Linked DNA regions of Homo sapiens: all the other regions are linked to region 1. Evidence: chromatin loops called from intact Hi-C (ENCODE). Cell type or tissue: PC-9. All regions are shown on one strand.

Region 1 (8,000 bases):
AAGAAAAGAAAACTAACCAGGAAGGAAACTGCAATCCATGTACCTTAGACCCTGGAAACTCCACTTTTTTATTTAATCAGAGCTGAAGGATGTCAGACGTCACAGCCATGGCCCAGGGAATACAGGATTATGATGGGAGGAATGGTGACCAATTGCTTCTCATTGAGAAAGGAATAGGCCTAAAGTATGAGTAGCAAGAAGGAAATTAGATTTGAACTAAGAGGAAACTTCTTAACCTGTCTAGGAAAGATGTTTCATCTCTTAGAAGGGGTTTGATGTCTTTTTACACATGGGGAAACTGAGGCTGGTTATGCATGGCCTATCCAGAGTCACTCAGCAGAGATTTGGGGCTCCCACCCAGCCACTTGAAATTCTGCAAACTTTCAAGAACAGACTAAATTTTTATTTACAGGAGATGATTTCATGCTTAGAAGCAAATGATGAAATAACTTCTCTGGAGATCTCATTCAATACTATGATTCTATGAAATGGACAGGAAAAGAACCAAACTAGAGTTGGTGACAGCACAAGAAAAATTATGGTATCCATGCTGGTCTTTTTTTAAGAGGTTAGTTACCTTGAAAAGCTCAGCACCCATCCCTGACCACACACATGCTGGGTCACCCATCCTAGACAGACTCAGGTTCTCTGGGCTTCAGAAAGTAGCCCTGGAACTGGAGTGAGTAGCTAGGAAAGTCCCATCTCAATGTAATCACCTGCCCAGAATAGAAACAACTCACGTGTCCATCAACAGATGAATGGAGAAACAAAATGTGTTATAGTCATATAATGAGATATCATACAGCCATAAAAAGAAATGAAGTTGGGCCGGGCACAGTGGCTTATGCCTGTAATCCCAGCACTTTGGGAGGCCGAGGCAGGTGGATCACCTGAGGTCGGGAGTTCGAGACCAGCCTGACCAACATGGAGAAACCCCGTCTCTACTGAAAATGCAAAATTAGCCAGGCACATGCCTGTAATCCCAGCTACTCAGCAGGCTGAGGCAGGAGAATTGCTTGAACCCGGGAGGCGGAGGTTGCGGTGAGCTGAGATTGTGCCACCGCACTCCAGCCTGGGCAACAAGAGCGAAACTCCGTCTCAAAAAAAAAAAAAAAGAAGTGAAGTTCTGACATCTGCTGCAACATGGGTGAACCTTGAAGACATTATGCCAAGTAACACACTCCAGGGACAAATGAGCAATATTGTGTGGTTCCTCATATGAAATATCTGGAACAGGCAAATTCATAATGACAGAAAGCAGATTGGAGGTTACCGGGGCTGCAGGGCTTCGCTGCCTGATGGCTGCAGAGTTCCTAGTTGAGGTGACGAAGAAGTTCTAGAAATGCAGAGTAGAGATGACGGCACAACAGGGTGAATGTATTTAATGCCACTGAATTTTACACTTAAAAATGGTTACAACAGTAAATGTTGTGTCTCATCTATTTTACCACAATAACAAATAGATAAGACATAGGAAAAACGGGTTCAATCTTAGTACTGGTTAAGGAAATTCAAATTATAAAAATGTCTCACACGTGATAAAAATACATTGATGACAACCACAAAGCTGCCGAGAGACTCCATTTCCAGGAAGGAACAGGAAACAGGGACCCTGGAGCCTGCAGGGCTGGGGTTCGGATCTCAGCTCTGCCCTCCCACTGGGCAAGCTCGAGTGAAGGGCCACCTCTGCACCTAGGTTTTCTCGTGCATGAACTGTTGGTAACAGGGCCCCCTCCTCATGGGGTTCCGTCAGGGTTTAGATGACATGCATGCAGTGAGCCATTAGGGTGTGCCGAGCACAGAGTTAAATGCCACACAAACACTAGCTGGCTCCGCCCACCTTCCCGTGTCCCTCTATGAGGCTCACAAAACAAAGCCACAGTGTGTGCCCTGCATGGGAATTATGGGGCACTGAATTGAATCAGAGGTACGTTTCCACATCACTCCCTTCTTAAAAGCCTTCAATGGCTATATCCCATGTCCAGTGCGTTCCCAGGCTGAGGCCCCATGTGATCTGCCCTGCCCCCTGTTGACTTTATCTTCCAGCCTTCTTACTACTCCTTAAAAATGCCAGGTGTGTGCCTACCCCGAGGCGTTGGCACACATTCCCTGATGGCCACATTTCACTGACTCATTGGTCACCTCCTCGGGGAAGCATTCCCTGCACCCCCATCATGCTATCACACCCTAAGATCACTTCTCTGGAGAGCACATTTCCACAGGATATTTTTCTAGCTCATTCATTTATCTGCTCATGGCCTGCCTCCTCCATCAAGAATATAAACCCCACAGAGGTGGTGAGTGTGCTCTCCTGTTGACTGCATATCTCAGGGCCAGGATCAATGCCTAGTACGTAGGAAGAGCTCAGGAAATATTTTTGGAATAAATGAGTAAATAAAACTTGTGAGGTTTTTTCCTCTATTGGTTGAATGAATGTGTACATATGTATTTGTGCATCCACGTGTGAAAGACAGAAGACACGGAAGATGGGGGAAATGGAGGATCTGCAGCTTGGATCAAAAAATGGTGCATAGCAGATGCGATCTTCCTAAGGGATTGCATGTCTTGGTCCCATAGGCAAAGACTTTAAAGATAAAAGCCATTGTAACCACCGGTCAGAACATACATTCAACTGTTCCCTTTCCAATGGTCTCTTCCTTCTATTGCTCAAAATTCTAGCAGATTCTTGAACGTCTGTCTGTGCCCTCACAACTAAGGCATGGGCTCCTCCCAGCTAGACGCACGTCAGACACATCACCGCCTGGTGACGACCCCACAACTGCCGCCTTTAGGAGTCTGATGTGACTCTGCTGGATTGGAAATCACAGCCCTCCTACCCGCCCTAAACAGAATCCACTGAACACTGGACACTGCTCCTAGCCAGTGTGAAATTGTTTGAAAAGAAAAAGCTCAGCCTAGACTACTCAAGACTCCACTGCTTAAAATGCCCACCTCCCTCCAGAACCCCCACCTCAAACACCAAAAGAGAGGGGCAGCCATCTACGCAGGTGGGCAGGCAACTGCCTGCTGTATCCGATGACAGGGCAGTCCTGAGACGCTTGCTGAGTCGCTGCCTTCAAAAGGTCTCTGTGGGGCGGACCCACCACAGCGCAGGAACAGAAGCTCGCCCAGGGACGGAGACTGTCTCCAAGGCTAGGATTCGGGTGACCAGAAACGTGTCACACAGCCACAGCTCATGCAGGCCACTGGGAATCCTTCCCTGGGCAACCAAGGCAGGGCTGCCGGAAACTGCAGGCATCATCCACCTAGCAGCAAACACTTCCACCCAAGTCACTGGGATTCTGTTTCCCAGGACAGTGCTGCCACCTTTTGGAAACCAAATGCTGGAAATATTTAATCATCTTCAGTTAGGAGAGGCCCCACAGGGACAGCGGGGAAGCTACACATCAGGGAAAATGGATTTTTCGTTTGACTCTCTGAAAAGCAATCTCGGGAGGGAATTCTTCCCCATCTCCTCCCTCAGTCAATTCCACCAAGCCCCAAGCAGCCCCAGGGGGAGAGCTGGTGTCCCCTGGGGACGGTGTTCTCAGGTGCAGACCCAGAACAGTTCAAGGTCACCAGACCCTGGCTCTGGCCCTCCTCAGAACAGAAATCACCATGCAACAGGGCTCCCCTGTGCCCGCCTAGTGCAGAAACCAGCCAAATTTCAATGCAATTTGTTTACTGTATAACCTTATATATTTTATTATAAGCATTTAAAGAGGCCCATGGGTTTCTTCAACTGCTAATAGAGTTCATGAAACAAAACATTTAAAACTCTCAGTTGAGGGTTTCAGAAGAGTTTAAAAAAAAAGAGCCTAGAGAGGTTGATGGTAGTAACCAAAGTCACACAGCTGTGAAGCCCAGGTCTTTTACAATGGCCCACATGGCCATAGCACCCATAGCTGCTGTCTCCCTCTTCTGGGTGAGGGCACCCTTGGGCTGTACTAGGAATTGAATCTTCATCTCTATTAACTCTTGTATTGCTATGTTCATTTCTATATGTAAATATCTTGCCTATGTAACCAGACCAGTAGATGGAGGCTGGAAAAGCAAGTTATACCCAAGTCCTCTGGGAATCCTTATCAGAATATCCATGCCTGCCTGTTCTCCCCAAGCCCATCTCACTCTCCTCGTGGCTGCCGCCCTGTGCCATTTGACAGTTCTTCCCCAACTTGTCCTGATTTCTTTCCTCTCGGGCCCTGTGAGAGCCACTGAGCAACACAGACAGAATGGCTTTAGAGACACAGAAAACTATTAGTAGTGGTCGCCTCTTGGGTGGGGAACCAGATGGCGGGGAGGGGCTTTTCACCTTTTCTCTTTTGACCTTTTGACATTTAAACCATGTGAATAGATTGCCCAGTTCCAAAAAAAAAAAAAAGTATTTTAAAAAAAGGCCTTCTGGACAGACTGTAAGCTCCTGGAGGACAAAGTACTTGCTCTTTTTATTGGTGCCTAGCCCTGTGCTATCCACCCAGCTGGGGGATAAAATGAATGGTTTATCACATAAACCCGGGCAGGACTGGAATGAGACCCTCTCCCCAAGTCCAGCCAGGAGCCAATGCCCAAAGACAGGGAAAATGGAGCAGAAGCTCTTCCAGGAGAAAATGAACAAGCAGAGGTTCTTCATCCGCTTCACACATCTAAGGGCAGGCTCCTTGTTCTTCCTGGCGGGGGCGGCAACGTGAAAGCAAGAACAGGAGGCCACTGAGGCAGAGGCGTATATCCTCAACAGAAAGGGCCAGCCCCAAAGGAGCAAGTCTGGAGGCAGGGGAAGGGGGTGCATACTCAGTCGAGAAGAACTCCCTCTCCTCACTCAGGGGCTTGGCTCAACTCCGCCCACCCAGTTCTACTGTGAGGTTGCCCTTCTGCGCGTACCTGGCAGGTCGATATAACACAAAGACCTGGAGTCATCCCGGAATCGGTTCCCTGCTCCAATGTGGTTTAATGTTTGTCCCTTCTAAGTTTCATGTTGAAATGTGATCCCCAGTGCTAGAGGTGGGCCCTGGTGGGAGGTGTCTGGGTCACGGGGGTGGATCCCTCATGAAAGGCTTGGTGCCCGCCTTGCAGTAATGAGTGAGTTTACACTCTGAGTTCACACTGGTTAAGAGTGTGGTACCTTCCCCCTCACTCTCTCTTGTTCCTCTTTCTTGCTCCTGTTCTTGCCATGTGACATGTTTGCTCCTCTTTCACCTTTTTCCATGACTGGAAGCTTCTGGAGGCCTCACCAAGAGCAGATGCTGGCACCATGCTTCCTGTACAGCCTGCAGAGCCATGAGCCAATTAAACCTCTCTTCTGTATAAATTACCCAGTCTCAGGTATTTCCTTATAATAATGCAAACAGACTAACTCAATCTCCTCCTAGCTGAGCTACTGCTCCAGTCCTGAAGCTTAGTTTGCACATCTGTAAACTGAGAATTTGCTATGAGGGTTACGTTCAGTGAGATCTTGCATTAAATGACCCACACTCTACCCAGCAGATGGCAGGGGCTCTGTAAATGTTTTTTTCCTTCCACTATTGGCAGGGAAGGCAAGTCAAGACCCCTTTCCAGGGTGGTCAAAGAAATGGCCAGAATTTTCAGGATGCTTTATAAGGGAGCCCTCAGCCAGGTGTAGGAGGACGAGCCGCAGACAAAACTCCTCAGATACCAAGTTAAACAAGGAAGGGGTTTATTCGGCCGGGAGCGTCGGCAAGACTCCTGTCTCAAGAGCCAAGCTCTTGAGTGAGCAATTCCTGTCCCGTTTAAGGGCTCACAACTCTAAGGGGGTGCGCATGAGAGGGTCGTGATCGATTGAGCAAGCAGTGGGTACGTGACTGGGGGCTGCATGCTCTGCTAATCAGATTGGAACAAAATAGGATGGGGATTTTCACAGTGCTTTTCTATACAGTGTCTGTAATGTATAGATAACATAACTGATTAGGTCAGGGGTCAATCTTTAACGACCAGGCCCAGGGTGTGACGCCGGGCTGTCTGCTTGTGGATTTCATTTCTGCCTTTTAGTTTTTACTTTTTCTTTCTTTGGAGGCAGAAATTGGGCATAAGACAATATGAGGGGTGGTCCCCTCCCTTAAGGAAGTGGACCCTCAAAGCAATTAAGAGCATGGCTCCATGGACACAGGACAGGAGTTGGATACAAGACGCGGATACATTCAAGACAGCAGCTACATGATACAGGACGAGAGATGGCTGGAAAAGGAGACCAGGCAGGAGCTGCTGGGAGGCGGCAGGCAGAGATGGAGGGAGGGAAGCGTGGCTCAGAGCCCAGCGTGGTTGCTGGGGACCAGAGCAGCCCAGCAGGAAGGGAGGCTCCAGCTCTTCCAGCATCCATCAGCTCCCCAGGCCCAGCCCTAATGAAGCCGCCTCCTCTCCCAGCCTGAAGCTTTAATTTCCATTTTCTCTGCTTCTAAGACTTTCAAGAGCCAAAATGCAAACTCACAGAGGAGAAACCCAGAGACAACTTTTAAAAGTCTGACAATATCCAAAAGGAGGGAAGCAGGTTTCTTTACCAAAGCATAAAGGAGGTCCCGGGGATGCCTCCTGCAGAGACACAGGAGGGCGAGCTTTGTCATGCAGACCCCACACTTCAACTCTCCTTCATTCATCTCCACAAATACCTGAGTTCTGCTATGCTCCAGGCACCAGGCCAGATGCAAGTTTCTCAGGGAAGAGGCCAAGGCAGCCACCACTAGCAGGGTCCTCTTACACAAAAACCCTTGATAGTAACAATGGTAGGCCGGGCGCGGTGGCTCACGCCTGTTATCCCAGCACTTTGGGAGGCCGAGGCGGGCGGATCACGAGGTCAGGAGATCGAGACCATCCTGGTTAATATGGTGAAACCCCGTCTCTACTAAAAATACAAAAAATCAGCCCGGCATAGTCCTGGCTACTCGGGAGGCTGAGGCAGAAGAATGGCGTTAACCCGGGAGGTGGAACTTGCAGTGAGCCGAGATCGCCCACTGCACTCCAGCCCGGGGGACAGAGCGAGACTCCGTCTCAAAAAAAAAAAAAAAAAACCAATGGCCTCGAGGAAGAGTTTCCAATGGAAACCCTGGGGAGCCTGGTAAGGCTCTCCAAACCCCAGGGGACATCATGACAGAGCAGGAGCTTTTGTTGAGTCTGCTGTGGAGAAATTATAAAACTAGAAGGGACCCAAGGGGATTATCTAGCTCTGGGCAGAAACTCAGGTTCATCTTTATTTTCACCTTGATTAATCCATCAGCTATTACTGCCTGGCTGTAGGAAAAGGATTCTAAGGCTGAGTGTGGGCTGGAAGACAGTAAGGAGGAAGAAAGCTGTGATTAAGTGGCAGTGTCTGCTTGGACATGGGAGGGGGATGGCCCTGATCACCTAGATCTAACCCAGTGTCTCTGCTCATTAGTGAAGAATGTGCCCCAGAGAGGTGACAGGCCCACCTGAACCACATGGCCTGTTAGTGGCAGTGCCAAAATCAGGAACTGCATCTTCTGACTCTGAGACCAGTGTGCTTTTCCACTACACTCTTCTAAAGAACAACAAAAAGTGAAAGGTACAAATGCAGACTGAGGAAATGGTGCAGTACTGCCAGAGCTGGTTTCAACATCTCCCCAGAAACAGAGATGGGGACATGACAGAGAGCCAAAAGGTGGTGGCCAGCCTGCTGCTCAAGGAATATTAAGCAAGAATTACTAACCCACAGAAACAGAGATATGTATTGATGATAAAGGCTTTAGTAAATCCAGAACTTCTCCCAAGGGTTTTGATTTATTGGCTAAAACTACAGTTTACAAAGGATCACACGTGTGTTCACACACCAGCTGTAGAGTAGGAAAATTAGGTCCACAGACATTGCCTGTAAACTCCTTGGCTTTGCCTTTGTGACATTTCATTAAGTGGGAAAGTCTGCTTCTCTCTTGATAACCAACCTCCTCCAGTCTACAGAGATGGCAGAGTTTTATTTCAGTAACTGCCCCCCTAAAATCCTGGAACACACACACCATTGCCTCCTTCATCTGCCGATT
Region 2 (8,000 bases), 320 kb before region 1:
AGCCACTCCCAGAGCCCCTGGAACTCTGGCCCAAGGCTCTCTGACTGACTCCTTCTCGGCTTAGCGGCTGAAGACTGATGCTGCCCGATCGCCTCAGAAGGCCCGTAGACCATCACGGACGCCCAACTTCGAGTAACTCTCACAGTGGAGGGTAAGTCCATCCCCTTCTTAATCAATATGGAGGCTACCCACTCCACATTACCTTCTTTTCAAGGGCCTGTTTCCCTTGCCTCCATAACTGTTGTAGGTATTGACAGCCAGGCTTCTAAACCTCTTAAAACTCCCCAACTCTGGTGCCAACTTAGACAATACTCTTTTAAGCACTCCTTTTTAGTTATCCCCACCTGCCCAGTTCCCTTATTAGGCTGAGATACTTTAACTAAATTATCTGCTTCCCTGACTATTCCTGGATTACAGCTATATCTCATTGCCGCCCTTCTTCCCAATCCAAAGCTTCCTTTGCTTCCTCCTCTTGTATCCCTCCACCTTGACCCACAAGTATAAGATACCTCTACTCCCTCCTTGGCGACCGATCATGCACCCCTTACCATCTCATTAAAACCTAATCACCCTTACTCCACTCAACACCAATATCCCATCCCGCAGCACGCTTTAAAAAGATTAAAGCCTGTTATCACTCACCTGTTACAGCATGGCCTTTTAAAGCCTATAAACTCTCCTTACAATTCCCTCATTTTACCTGTCCTAAAACCAGACAAGCCTTATAAGTTAGTTTAGTTCAGGATCTGTGCCTTATCAATCAACCAACTTGTTTTGCCTATCCACCCCGTGGTGCCAAACCCATATACTCTCCTATTCTCAATACCTGCCTCTACAACCCATTATTCTGTTCTAGATCTCAAACGTGCTTTCTTTACTATTCCTTTGCACCCTTAATCCCAGCCTCTCTTCGCTTTCACTTGGACTGACCCTGACACCCATCAAGCTCAGCAAATTACCTGGGCTGTACTGCCGCAAGGCTTCACAGACAGCCCCCATTACTTCAGTCAAGCCCAAATTTCTTCCTCATCTGTTACCTATCTCTGCATAATTCTCATAAAAACACACGTGCTCTCCCTGCCAATTGTGTCCAACTGATCTCTCAAACCCCAGCACCTTCTACAAAACAACTCCTTTCCTTCCTAGGCATGATTAGCGCAGTCAGAATTCTTACACAAGAGCCAGGACCACACCCTGTAGCCTTTCTGTCCAAACAACTTGACCTTACTGTTTTAGCCTAGCCATCATGTCTGCGTGCAGTGGCTGCCGCTGCTTTAATACTTTTAGAGGCCCTCAAAATCACAAACTATGCTCAACTCACTCTCTACAGCTCTCATAACTTCCAAATTCTATTTTCTTCCTCACACCTGACGCATATACTTTCTGCTTCCCGGCTCCTTCAGCTGTACTCACTCTTTAAGTCCCACAATTACCATTGTTTCTGGCCCAGACTTCAATCCGGCCTCCCACATTATTCCTGATACCACACCTGACCCCCATGACTGTATCTCTCTGATCCACCTGACATTCACCCCATTTCCCCACATTTCCTTCTTTCCTGTTCCTCACCCTGATCACTCTTGATTTATTGATGGCAGTTCCACCAGGCCTAATCGCCACACACCAGCAAAGGCAGGTTATGCTATAGTACAAGCCACTAGCCCGCCTCTTAGAACCTCTCATTTCCTTTCCATCGTGGAAATCTATCCTCAAGGAAATAACTTCTCAGTGTTCCATCTGCTATTCTACTACTCCTCAGGGATTATTCAGGCCCCCTCCCTTCCCTACACATCAAGCTGGAGGATTTGCCCCACCCAGGACTGGCAAATTAGTTTTACTCAACATGCCCTGAGTCAGATAACTAAAATACCTCTTAGTCTAGGTAGATACTTTCACTGGATAGGTAGAGGCCTTTCCTACAGGGTCTGAGAAGGCCACCGCAGTCATTTCTTCCCTTCTGTCAGACATAATTCCTACAGTCTGATAACAGATGAGCCTTTATTAGTCAAATCAGCCAAGCAGTTTTTCAGGCTCTTAGTATTCAGTGAAACCTTTATATCCCTTACGGTCCTCCATCTTCAAGAAAAGTAGAACGGACTAAAGGTCTTTTAAAAACACACCTCACCAAGCTCACCCAGCAACTTAAAAAGGACTGGACAATACTTTTACCACTTTCCCTTCTCAGAATTCAGGCCTGTCCTCGGAATGCTACAGGGTACAGCCCATTTAAGCTTCTGTATAGACGCTCGTTTTTATTAGGCCCCAGTCTCATTCCAGACACCAGACCAACTTAGACTGTGCCCCCAAAAAACTTGTCATCCCTACTATCTTCTGTCTAGTCATACTCCTATTCGTTCTCAACTACTCATACATGCCCTGCTCTTGTTTACACTGCCGGTTTACACTGTTTTTCCAAGCCATCACAGCTGATAATCTCCTGGTGCTATCCCCAAACTGCCACTCTTAACTCTTGAAGTAAATAAATAATCTTTGCGGGCAGGACTATGCTGAATCTCCTTAGGCACTCTCTAATCAGATATCCTGAGTCGTCCCAATTCTTAGACCTTTTATACCTGTTTTTCTCCTTCTGTTATTCCATTTAGTTTCTCAATTCATCCAAAACTGTATACAGGCCATCACCAATCATTCTATACGACAAATGTTTCTTCTAACATCCCCACAATATCACCCCTTACCACAAGACCTCCCTTCAGCTTAATCTCTCCCACTCTAGGTTCCCACGCCACCCCTAATCCCGCTTGAAGCAGCCCTGAGAAACATCACCCATTCTCTCTCCATACCACCCCCCAAAAATTTTCGCCGCCCCAACACTTCAACACTATTTTGTTTTATTTTGCTTATTAACATAAGAAAGCAGGAATGTCAGGCCTCTGAGCCCAAGCCAAGCCATCGCATCCCCTGTGACTTGCATGTATACGCCCAGATGGCCTGAAGTAACTGAAGAATCACAAAAGAAGTGAATATGCCCTGCCCCACCTTAACTGATGACATTCCACCACAAAAGAAGTGTAAATGGCCGGTCCTTGCCTTAAGTGATGACATTACCTTGTGAAAGTCCTTTTCCCGGCTCATCCTGGCTCAAAAAGCACCCCCACTGAGCACCTTGCGACCCCCACTCCTGCCCACCAGAGAACAAACCCCCTTGACTGTAATTTTCCTTTACGTACCCAAATCCTATAAAACGCCCCCCCGACACTTATCTGCCTTTTCGGACTCAGCCTGCCTGCACCCAGGTGAAATAAACAGCCATGTTGCTCACACAAAGCCTGTTTGGTGGTCTGTTCACACAGACGCGCATGAAACTCTTCATAACACAGGTTAAAATATGCGTTCTTTTCTTAGCCAGGGTGACTTCATGCAGGGCTGTTCTTCATGTTATTAGGTGGCCTTTAATATCTTTGAAATATGGCACAATTAGAAGCCTGAACCTTACTCTAATGTTTATAGCAGCACTTTATCAAACTTGGTTTCGGATCATATACAAATTCTGACACTAGAGGGAGTGCATAATGTATTACAGAAAGGGAAAGCATACACCTAATAAATTCAAGGTAAAAATGCAGAGTAGCAAGACAAGACTTTCATTATCTTCCGTTCAGTAAGCCCCATGCCTTTCCCCCACAACCCCGAAATTACTAGAGGCCTCTTTCCCCCTTAGAACTGTAGTTTGAATTGGTAGGAGGTTGGTAGGTTGCTTGAAGAACTGTGAAAAGAGTGTTTTATTTTAGAGCCTTTCTAGTGTTTTGTTTTCATTTTTAAAAAATTGAGACATAGTATTTCCTACCTCTCATACATTAGATGGCAAAATTAAAATTACTCCTGGCCGTTTTGTTCTGTTTCTGACTTGGTTAAGATGCTTAACTATATAGTAATGTCACCTATAGAATGAAAAGACTCGGGCTTTATCCTTTGCTTAAAAAATGTAGTCTAGTCTTATGAAAGGGTAAGCATTGTTTTTAGCATTCAGCTTCATAATTTATTCCCTTACTATAGGTGCTGCTCTGATAATTTAACAGCCAATGTCAAACAATTAACAAATAATATTTAAGGCATTTTTATTTCCTAATGTCAAAAATTTCTCATGCTCTAACCAAATGGAATGCCTAATGCCTGAAAACATGTAAATGACTACAAATATGACTGAGCTATTAACACAGCAACAAGAGATTCGACTGGCTGAAAAAGTGAATGATCATTGCCACCAGTAAGACTCAACAACTGTTCTCGAAAAATGTGATCACTGCTGTGTGCTTTCCTAAAACCTTTTTGTGTATTCATTATACATTCCACAATTATCGTAAATCCATCTTGTACTCACACAAATCTTTGAACTACCGGTAAACTGTCTCTTTAATGGAAATGAAAATTAGAAAAATTAAAAAGCAGGCTCATTATGAAAAATCCTGTACTTTATCCAGATGAATGAAATGACCCACACAAATGAAACATCCAGACTCACATTACCTTTTCCTAAAATACCGAAACCATGTCTCTGACTAGGGCATATTTGTACAGACTTACCTGACAGAGAGCCTTTTGGTTAATGATATTTCACCATAATGACTTCTGGAAAGTTAAACCAGATTTCAGGCAATAGACTATGCAGGGTGTATGTGTGTGTGTGTGTGTGTGTGTGTGTGTGTGTGTGTGTCCATCTGCATATATGTATGTGTCTATGTGTGTGTGCTGTGTCTGTCTATGTCCATCTGTCTGTGTGTATGTGTCTGTATGTATGTCTACATGTATATGTGTATGTGTGTCTGTATATGTATATATGTGTGTCTGTGTGTATGTTTCTGTCTGTGTGTGTCATGATTTTTTATTCAAAAGCACACAAGTAAACACATCATGAGAAGTACTATTTCAACATTACAGTTCCAGTTAAAACACATATGAATCAATTTACACAATATCACAGTTTCTAGATAGCAAATATCATATGGAGCAAGTTTGAATCCTGCCCCATGTTTGGATGAATGCCAGATATTTTACTCTTGCACACACCAAATAATGGGGGTGAGGATGCAGCAGATTCTACGGCTCTTCAGTCTGTGGTGCCCATGCACGATTTCTACCTGTTTTCAAAGGTTCTCACCTTTGTGTTGCCCTAATGATGTTTGCCTGTGCTTTAATCTTATTAAGTGCAGTTTGAGTGTGCTGATGAGCCCAGACACTCTGCCTAAATTGGTCACTTGATTTTTCCCCACCTCTTACACCTGACACTCTCTCTATCCACCACCACCTGTGATCAAGCTTCTCTTCCCCCCTTGGTGAGTATCATAAACCTTTCTCACTTTTCATCCACACATTACATTTACTTATTTTCAAACTGTTGTACATTGCTCATATATATTTATCTTTATCATTCAATTGAAATGTTTTCTTTTCACCTGTAAAAATTGGTTAGATATATTGGATTGGGATGAAATTAATCATAATTTTCCCCATTAAAAATAATTTTTCATGTAACAGCTTTCACTTAGTGGCAGAATTTTCAGGAATTAATTCAAAATGGTAAGAAAGGGATACACAAATATTGAAACACAGAGCACCCCACCGGACAAGTCTGGTAAGTCCACTCACATTCTCCAGGGGAACAAAGGGCAAGCCTGGGAGAGAAGAGATGAAGTACCCACCCTCTGCATTAGTGTTTATGGTATTTTATTTTTTTTCTTTGAGATGGAGTCTCCCTCCAGCGCCCAGGCTGGAGTGCAGTGGCATGATCTCGGCTCACTGCAGCCCCTGCCTCCCAGGTTCAAGTGATTCTCTTGCCTCAGCCTCCTAGTAGCTGGGATTACAGGTGTGCGCCACCACACCTGGCTAAAGTGCCATGTTGGCCAGGCTGGTCTCGAACTCCTGACCGCAAGTGATCTGTCTGCCTCGGCCTCCTAAAGTCCTGGGATTACAGGTGTGAGTCACAAGTGTTTAGTATTAGTGACAGTGCCTCAGTGTTGCAGATGGTTTCCAGAGTTCCCAGAATTTTTGTTTTGGGGATGGGGTGGGGAGTTGCATGGGAGAAAGAAAAGTGTCTCAACTCAGAATCTTGGGGAGATTCAGGAGATAATTGGATAACCAGACAATCCCCACAGATATCTTTAGTGATTTTTTAAAAATTACTTTATTTTCTTAATTTTTTTACTCTTTACAACTATGTTGGTATTCTGTTTCTAGACTGTGATTTAGGTTAAACACAAAGTTTATTTAGTATTTGTTTACCCAATTATATCATCTTTACACATAAAATAATTTTATAAAAACATTAAAATTACTACCATTTGTAACCTGAGTATCATGATTTTATCTATCCTATGTACAGGATTCAAAACATAAAAAGTTTCCCAAAAAAACTTTCTGTCAAACAGTAGGCTGGTTAGCATCAATACTACCATAGAAATCCAGTCTGGCCTGATCTTTTATCCTCAGATCTCTAGTTGTATCTGAAATGGAATAGATACCCCAAAAGTAGAAAATACTCCTTATTAGATGCATTGTGTGAGAAATGATTGTTTGAGATGTTAAGGAAAACAACACTATTTCTGCAGCAAATCTAAATTCTAAACATGCATAAGAGGATGCCCTATGTTGGTCTGCAAAGAAACAGGTTGAAAGAAGCACCACACTATTGTTCTGTCCATTAAAAATTAATCAACAGTGGTGAAGAAATGCTTTTACTAACATAGAAAGATGTTTACAATACACTGCTGAGTGGGAAAAAAGTAAGTTACAAGACAGAATCTGTGTTTTTCTTAGAGAAAAAAATGTATATGTAGCAAAATGTAAAAAGGAGCTCTCTATAGTATAATTATAGATATTTTTATCACTTTCTTCTGCTTATATGTATTTTTCTAAGTTTTTTTATATAATGAGCATGAATTACTTGTTTGATGCTTTATGTATGAAGTTTGAAAACTCTACTAGCTAGTAATAGCTTGATACTGACTTTGAGTAAGGTTTAGACCAGTGATCTTCATCCCTGGCTGCACACAGAATCACTTGGGAAGAGGGGGTTAATTATGACCCCATGTTGTAGAAAAGGGTGGGAACAGTAACCAATTAAGTCAGAATCTTGCTGGAGGGGGCAGGGAAGGAGCACTGTTTTTATTTATTTCTTGTTAAGTTCCTTAGACAATTCTAATATGTAGTCAAGGATAAGAATAATTAGTTTCAACAGTATCGGTCACAGTTTATGATCAGATTCACCAGCGAATGTTATCTGAACATTCCCATTTTACTTCTCCCTGAATACTGCCTAACTTAGAATCACTGGCTTTTCTAACTTGAAGACAGCTTAGTTCAATTCTGATGATCAAATGTGTTGATTTCCTATTGTGTGCCATTACTTGCTAGGTTCTGGCAGTTGAAGGTGAATAGCACCCAGACCCTCCCCTTACTGAGTTTGCATTCCCCTTATGGAGCTTGCATTCCAGTAAGGGAAACACACTGGGGGAAAAAACTGCTGCAATACAATGCCGTTGGTTGTATGATAGAAGCATGCACATGGAGAACTGGGGGGATATGGTGAGAGGCACCCACTTAGGGGGGTTTGGGGAGATCTGCCTGGAGGAGAGGATCATGTGTTCCCCTTGGAAGGTACATGACTGGTTCAAGATCACACAGACAAGTGTGAGGGGCCAAATCAGGAACAGAACCTTGCTATTCAACACCTACTCCTGTACCATTTGATGACTCCGACAAGCTGAGACAAAAGGCCTGACTCAAGGGTACAGAGAACACCCTCCCTTCTAGAATATCCCCTTCCTGTACACGCCCACACATGTGAAATAAACCACAGAAGTATCAGCTGTAAGATGTTATTAATGAAGGCAGGCCTCTCAGGCATTCTGACCTGGCACAAAAGTTGTCAGATTAATGGTATTAGAAAATTTGCAAATCAAATGGCTCATTATGTATGATACTGTACTTGCAAATAGGATTAGGTTGATTATGCACTATAAATAGCATTTTTAAAAGACTCCCTC
Region 3 (8,000 bases), 1.2 Mb before region 1:
AGTGATTCTCCTGCCTCAGCCTCCCGAGTAGCTGGGATTCCAGGCACCTGCTACCACATCCGGCTAATTTTTGTATTTTTAGAGACAGGGTTTCGCCATATTGGACAGGCTGGTCTCGAACTCCTGACCTCAAGTGATCCACCCGCCTTGGCCTCCAAAAGTGCTGGATTACAGACATGAGCCACCACGCCCGGCTTAATTTTGGTTTCTATGTTGATTTTTCCGTCCGAAAAATCTATCTAGTTTTGAAAGTGGGGTGTTGAAATGTTCTACTATTCTTGTGTTGAAGTCTCTCTCTCTCTCTAGCTAGAATAATATTTGCTTTATATGTCTGGGTGCCTTAGTGTTGGATGCATATATATTTGCAACCGTTATATCCTCTTGCTGAACTGACTCCTTTATCATTATATAATGACCTTCTTTGTCTCTTTTTACAGTTTTTGACTTTGTCTATTTTATCGGATGTAAGTATAGCTACTCCTGCTCTTTTTTGGTTTTCATTTGCATGAAACATTTTTTTTCCACCCTTCTCTTTCAGTCTATGTGTGTCTTTATAGGTGAGGTGAGTTTCTTTTTTATTTTATTTATTTTATTTATTATTTATTTATTTTTTTGAGACGGAGTCTCGCTCTGTCGCCCAGGCTGGAGTGCAGTGGCACAATCTCGGCTCACTGCAAGCTCCGCCTCCTGGGTTCACCCCTTTCTCCTGCCTCAGCCTTCCAAGTAGCTGGGACTACAGGCGCCCGCCACCACGCCTGGCTAATTTTTTGTATTTTTAGTAGAGACGGGGTTTCACCGTGTTAACCAGGATGGTCTCGATCTCCTGACTTCGTGATCCGTCCACCTCGGCCTCCCAAAGTGCTGGGATTACAGGCGTGAGCCACTGCACCCGGCTGGTGAGGTGAGTTTCTTGTAGGCAGTATGTAGTTTAGTCTTTTTATTTTTATCCATTCAGCCATTCTATGTTTTTAAATTGGAGAGTTTAGTCCATTTACATCCAATGCTATTATTGATAGGTAAGGACTTCTTATTGCCGTTTTGTTACCTGTTTTCTGGTTGTTTTCTAACTCTTCTTTCTTTCTTACTGTCTTCCTTTGTGGTTATTTTCTCTGGTAGTGTGGTTCACTTTCTTGCTTTTATTTTTTGTGTGTCTATTATAGGTTTTTGTTTTGTGGTTACCATGGGGGTTACAAAAAAAATCCTATAATTATAAGAAGTCATTTAAAACTGATGACAACGTTGTAAAGAAAAGAAATAGCTAAAACAAAACTAAAAAATTCTATACTGTTACTGCATTCCTCTCACATTTTCATTTTTTTGTGGTCTCAATTTATATATTTTTTATCTTAAATTTTTTTTTTTCTGAGATAGAGTCTTGCTCTGTCGCCCAGGCTGGAGTGCAATGGGGCAATCTCAGCTCACTGCAACCTCTGCCTTCAGGTTCAAGCGATTTTCCTGCCTCAGCCTCCTGAGTAGTTGGGATTACAGGCACCTGCCACCACACCCAGCTGATTTTTTCTTTTTTTTGAGACAGAGTCTCGCTCTATCACCCAGGCTGGAGTGTAGTGGTGCAATCTCGGGTCATTACAACCTCCGCCTCCTAGGTTCAAGCGATTGTCCTGCCTCAGCCTCCCGAATAGCTGGGACTACAGGCGTGCACCACCATGCCCAGCTATTTTTTTGTATTTTCAGTAGAGACGGGTTTCTTTTTTTTTTTTTTTTGAGACAGTCTTCGCTGTGTTGCCCAGGCTGGACTGCAGTGGCACGATCTCGGCTCACTGCAAGCTCTGCCTCCCAGATTCACACCATTCTCCTGCCTCAGCCTCCCGAGTAGCTGGGACTACAGGTGCTCGCCACCATGCCTGGCTAAATTTTTGTATTTTTTGGTAGAGGCGGGGTTTCACCTTGTTAGCCAGGATGGTCTCAATCTCCTGACCTAGTGATGGGCCCGCCTGGGCCTCCCAAAGTGCTGGGATTACAGGCGTGAGCCACCGTGCCTGCTAATTTTTGTGTTTTTAGTGGAGTTGGGGTTTCACCATGTTGATCAGGCTGGTCTGGAACTCCTAACCTCAGGTGATCACCTGCCTCAGCCTCCCAAAGTGCTGGGATTACAGGCATGAGCCACCGCGCCCAGCCTTTATCTTAATTTTTAAATTTTAAAATAATTTCTCTTTCCCATTGGTCTGTGTGATGCATCACTTTATATCTTTTTATAGTGTCTTCCACTTAATAAAATGCTGTATTATTTTTCATGTATTTTTTAATCTTTATACTTAAAACATAAGTGGTTTCTACACTACAATTACAGTTTTAGAGTATTGTGAATTTGTCCATGTACTTGCTTTTACCAGTGAGTTTTATACCTTCAGATACTTTCTTGTTGCTTGTTAGCATCCTTTTCTTTCAGATTGAAGAACTTCCTTTAGGATTTCTTGTAAGACAGATCTGATGGTGATAAATTATCTCAGCTTTTGTTTGTCTGGGAAAGTATTTCTCCTTCATATGGGAAGGATAGCTTTGCTGGAAACAGTATTTTCAGTCAAAAGTTTTTTTCCTTCACTTTGAATATGTCATATCATTCCTTCCTGTCCTATAAGTGTTCCACTGAAAAGTCTGCTACTAGACATATTGGATCTCCTTTATGTGTTACTCGTTTTTTTTTTCTTGCTGCTTTTAGGATCCTTTCCTTGTCCTTGTCCTTTGAGAGTTTGAGTATTATATGCTTTGGAGAGTCTTATTTTAATTGAATCCCCATGGTGATTTTTGACCTTTTTATACCTGGATATTAATATTGCTCTCAAGATTTGCATACTTCTCTATTATTATTTATTTGAATAAATCTTCTATCCCTATCTCTTTCTCTACTTTCTCTTTTAGGTCAGTGACTCTTAGATTTGCTATTTTGAGGCTATTTTCTATATCTTTAAGTGTTTTTTCATTCTTTTTTCCTTTTTTCTCTTCTGCATATTTTCAAATAGCTTTGAGCTCACAAATTCTTTCTTTTGCTTGATCAGTTCTTCTGCTGACACACTTGACGCATTTTTAAACTTGTCAATTGCATCTTTCAGCTCCAAGTTTTCTGTGCTTAAAAATTATTTCAATCTCTGTTAACTCTGATAAATTTTAGAATTACTTCTCTGTTTTATTGAAGTTCTTTGAGCTTCCTCAAAATAGCTGTTTTGAATTCCCTGTCTGAGAGGTCATATGTCTCTATCTCTCCATGGTCAGTTATTGGTGTTGTATTTAGTCAGTTTGGTGAGGTGATATTTGTTCTTAATGTTCTGTTCTTTTTTTTTTTTTGAGATGGAGTCTCACTCTGTTGTCCAGGCTGGAGTTCAGTGGCACGATCTTGGCTCACTGCAACCTCTGCCTCCTAGGTTCAAGCAATTCTCCTGCCTCAGCCTCCTGAGTAGCTGGGATTACAGGCATGCACCACCACATCCAGCTAATTTTTGTATTTTTAGTAGAGATGGGGTTTCACCATGTTGGCCAGGATGGTCTTGAACTCCTGACTTTGTGATTTGCCCGCCTTGGCCTCCCAAAGTGCTGGGAGTGCATGAGCCACTGCGCCCGGCTTTGTTCTTAATGTTCTTAATGCTTGTGGACATTCATCGATGTCCAGGCATTGGAGAGGTGGGTATTTATTCCAGTTCTCACAGTCTGACTTAGTTTGTTCCTGTCCTTCAGAGGGCCTTCAAAAGATTCAAAAGGAACTCTTGGGTTCTTGTCTATGGTCACTGCAGCCATTTCAGCACCAGAGGGCACCCTAAGCCCAGTTATGCTGTGACTCTCTTCCAGCCTCCTAGATACCCAGCCCAGATGGACGTGGGGATGATCAGGGAGAAATCCCTGAGTTGCAAGGGAAAGTCACTCATTCATTTTCCTCTTTGTCACCCAAATGCCCAAATAGAAGGAGTCTCTCTCAGCACTGAGCTGCCTGAAGTTGGGGGAGGGGTTATATGGGCACCTCTGTGGCCATCACAGCTGGTATTATGCTAGGTTACACCCCAAGAACATAGCTTCCTGACCAGTGCAGCACTAGGGGTCACACAAAGACCGAGGTCACTATGGCCTGGCTGCCACTAACACTTATTCAGGCTTTACCACCCTTTCCTTCCCCACCCACCCCTCCAGCACACAGATTCTTCCTACAAGCTGCTTTAGTTGCTTGGGGTTAAGGGAGGAGTTGTGTCGGCAATGTGAGACTGTCCCTTCTACCCTTTTTAATGTGTCTTTTCTTCTTATTATGCTAAAACCAGGTACTGTGATTGCTCCTCTGATTTTGTAATTCTTGTGAAGGTGCTTTCTTACGTGGAGATTTGTCCAATTGGAGGTTCCTGTGCAGGGACGATTGCTGGAGGGTTCTTTTCAGCCATCTTGCTCCACCTCCCTTGAGACAGTTCCTATTAGTTTGCTGAAGTCTGTGCTCTGGCAAGCAAATATACTACTTGGATGAAGGAGGCAGAAATATAGATCAGATGCTAGTACAAATGAGTGGTTACTGGTTAGATAACTTTGCTTATAAAGTGTTTAGCCAATGGATCAATATCAAACTAGACAAATGAAAAATTCAAATTGTGAAAGAGTAGGTTGAGAACAATACCATTTTGGTTTTGAAAATGATATATTTGAATTCAAAATATAAGCCTAGGCAGCGTAGTGAGACCCTGTCTCTATAAAAAATGAAAATAATAGCTGGAGATGGTGGTGTGTACCTGCTAGGGAGGCTGAGGTGGGAGGATCACTTGAGCCCAGGAGTTTGAGGTTACAGTGAACTATGATCACACTGTTGCACTCCAGCCTGAGTGACAGAGTGAGACCCTGTCTCTGACAAAACAAACAAACAAAAAACAAAAAACAAAAGAGAACAAGGAAATATTTATGTATTATCAGCAGTGTAAGGTAGCACAGCTGTCCAACAGAGCAATACTCAGTGATGTTAAGAATATGTGTACTCTGTGACTCTCTACAACAATTTGACTCCTGAGAATATATCCTAGAGGAACCCTTCATTGACAATCAGGGAGACAGAAATAAGGATGTTCATCATATTTTTGTTTGTAGCAAACAAGAAGCAACATAAAAGCAGTACCTTAGACCTGGACAAGAGGGGCCTCTGCTCTAGATCTGCACTTCAGAATTCTTCGTGTATCACAATGACATAAAAAGTACACATGGGCACCCTGGCCACTGACTTCATATTTAGGGCTGGCACAGCCTGACCTGTGACCCTGCATATTCTTTGTTGTGACTGATGTTATTCAGGCTCCAGGGCAATGCATCCATATATCTTGCTCTACGTCCTTAAAAAAGGGGGCTGAATTAGAATGTTGCAAAGGTCTTTAGATTGTACTGTTGCCAGCCTTGGAGATGGGCACTGCTTCGGAGCATAGAAAACACTTGAGTGGCAAAAAAAACTCAGGTAAGGGATAAAATAAATTAATTACAGAACTTGACAAATCCTTCCTCTCAGATGCTACAAATACATTAGAATCTCACATAATGAAGCATCGTTTCTCAGTAGTGCTGGGGATCCATTTCTTTGCTTCTCTCGATGTTCCAATTCAGGTTACTCACAAATTAACACTGTGTTTGCAACACACAAACCTAGCAGCTGAGGTGCATTTGCAATAATGAGCAATTCATATTACTAAATATATATATATGTGGTTTAGACAAAGGGGCTTAAAATGAATAACTGATTATTTACATTGGCAACTAAATGGACACAGTGCTAGAATTGTAAATAGTTTTATTTTTGTAAAAATATATTAAGCTTGTAATCCCAGCACTTTGGGAGTCTGAGACAGGAAGATCACTTGAGCCCAGGAATTTGGGACCAGCCCAGGCAACATAGTGAGACCCCATCCACACACACACAATTAGGAGAATTGTTTAAGCCTGGGAGGTCAAGGCTACAGTGAGCCAATATTACACCACTGCACTCCAGCCTGGATGACAGAGCAAGACCCTGTCTCAAGGAAAAAAAAAAATATATATATATATATATATAAAAATACATATGAAATATGTATTATATATGTACATGAAAGTTTAGTCAAATTTTCAAAAAACTAAATTTACTTATTTATTTATTTATTGAGACTGAGTCTCGCTCTGTCACCCAAGCTGGAGTACAGTGGCGTGATCTTGGCTCACTGCAACCTCCGCCTACCGGGTTCAAGCAATTCTCATGCCTCAGCCTCCCAAGTAGCTGGGATTACAGGCACGTGCCACCACGCCCGGCTAATTTTTGTATTTTTAGTAGAGACGGAGTTTCACCATGTTGGCCAGGTTGCTGTCTAACTCCTGACCTCAAGTGATCTGCCCACCTTGGCTCCCAAAGTGCTAGGATTACAGGCGTGAGCCACTGCACCCGGCCAGAAAACTAGATTTAAAATTCCACTTCATTTCAACTATTTTGACCAAATATTTGTTTTTTTGTTTGTTTGTTTGTTTGTTTGTTTAGTGAGATGAATGATTGCCTTTATTTATTTTGAGATAGCTTTTTGCTCTGTTGCCCAGGCTGGAGTGCAGAGGCTTGATTATACCTCACCGCAGCTGCAACCTCTCAGGCTCAAATGATCCTTCTGCCTCAGCCCCCCAAGTAGCTGGGACCACAGGTGCATTCTGCTACACCTGGCAAATTCTTTATTTTTTGTAGAGCTGGGATTTTCCTATGTTTCCCAGGCTGATGTCAAACTTCTGGGCTCAAGCAATCCTTCTGCCTTGAACTCTCAAAATGCCAGATAGTAAGTGGGAGCCGCCATGCCTGCCCAATATTATTTTAACCGCACAATGATTACAGAAAACAGTGTGACCTTTCTAGGTTTAGAATAAATTATTTTGAAAATAGAAGCTAAACATTTAAGACAGATAAATAGCAATCACGGTCCAGGATAAAAATTCAAAATAATACAAAATAATAATTATTTTGAATGGCTAAACATTTAAAACAGATAAATAACAATCACTGTCCAGGATGAAAATTCAAAATAATTCAAAATAATAATAATGGTTAATAAAGTGAGAAAAGAAATCATACACAAAATAGAAATCGAAATATTTACATTATTCACTTCAACTAGATTGCAGAAAGTCATGTTGAATAATTATATATACACACATATTTGAACTACCAAAAAACCCACAAAGAAGTAGAAAATTAAGGAATGCTTCACTGATTTTATACCTGCTATAAAAAAAAAGTTCAGGCTTTTGGCTTAAGTCACAAAGTGAGAAAACATTTCTCAGTTTTAAGCATTGATTCAAAAGATTGCCCAAAGCAAGCCAGCGAAGAAGTCTGGATGGCCCTGGAAGCACATTTCTTTCCCTCCTTTGGTAGCTTAGCAGGGAGCTGGCTCATCAGGACTGAGCCTGTCTGCAGAGGGACAGCTAGGCCACTGGCTGATGCTAATGTTCCCAGGAGGTAGAGATTCTTCAGGGCTGTTCCCAAGACCCTTGATGTGTCACTCTACACTTGGTGTTCTTCCTGGACCTGAGATCCCTTGATACATATATTTTTTTCTTTCTTGGAGAAACTAGGTCGTCCCCACTGTCTTTTTTTTTCTTTTTTTTCTTTTTTTTGAGACGGAGTCTCGCTCTGTCGCCCAGGCTGGAGGGCAGTGGCGCGATCTTGGCTCACTGCAAGCTCTGCCCCTGGGTTCACGCCATTCTCCTGCCTCAGCCTCCCGAGTAGCTGGGACTACAGGCGCCTGCCACCACACCTGGCTAATTTTTTTTTTTTTTTTTTGTATTTTTATTAGAGACCGGGTTTCACCGTGTTAGCCAGGATGGTCTCGATCTCCTGACCTCGTGATCCGCCCGTCTCGGCCTCCCGAAGTGCTGGGATTACAGGCGTGAGCCACCCCCACTCCCGTTTAGTTCAAAAATTTTTAAGTATGTAACAGTGAGGAGGCAAGGTCCTGTCTTCTCGACTGCTGTTCATGGCATGTCTAGTCTTTTGCCTTAGGCTGGCCCCAGAGACTTTGGCCAAGTTG

The links. Hi-C counts contacts between places; a loop is a spot of excess contacts. Peaks named below come from ENCODE experiments on the same cell type or tissue, not always from the same donor. Only the 100,000 strongest peaks of a DNase experiment are listed, where the experiment ranks them.
Region 2: a loop joins it to region 1, with 7 times the contacts of the local background. A loop is called at or near these places in 10 of 110 quality-filtered maps.
Region 3: it touches region 1 in a loop (16-fold over the local background); 4 of 110 quality-filtered maps call a loop at or near these places.

What each region holds. Positions count from the first base shown.
Region 1 is chr7:24,719,808-24,727,807 of GRCh38, forward strand. All of the region lies in intron 3 of GSDME (gasdermin E), which reads right to left. Among named protein-coding and RNA genes, the nearest start is that of GSDME, 34 kb to the right of the region's middle. RefSeq lists enhancers at 754-853, 4,577-5,260, 5,945-6,628, 6,629-7,310, 7,631-7,850. In PC-9, CTCF peaks have their summits at 1,977 and 3,345 (motif pointing left); a DNase peak (open chromatin) is centred at 2,134; H3K27ac peaks cover 1,351 bases.
Region 2 is chr7:24,398,665-24,406,664 of GRCh38, forward strand. The region is part of intron 1 of LOC107986777 (a long non-coding RNA gene); the gene reads right to left. Among named protein-coding and RNA genes, the nearest start is that of NPY, 120 kb to the left of the region's middle. RefSeq lists enhancers at 1-643, 2,608-3,262, 3,263-3,917, 7,847-7,906, 7,953-8,000. In PC-9, CTCF peaks have their summits at 3,501 and 3,702; a DNase peak (open chromatin) is centred at 3,517; H3K4me3 peaks cover 459 bases.
Region 3 is chr7:23,567,025-23,575,024 of GRCh38, forward strand. No RefSeq gene overlaps it. Among named protein-coding and RNA genes, the nearest start is that of CCDC126, 26 kb to the right of the region's middle. In PC-9, CTCF peaks have their summits at 3,751 (motif pointing right) and 3,955; a DNase peak (open chromatin) is centred at 3,757.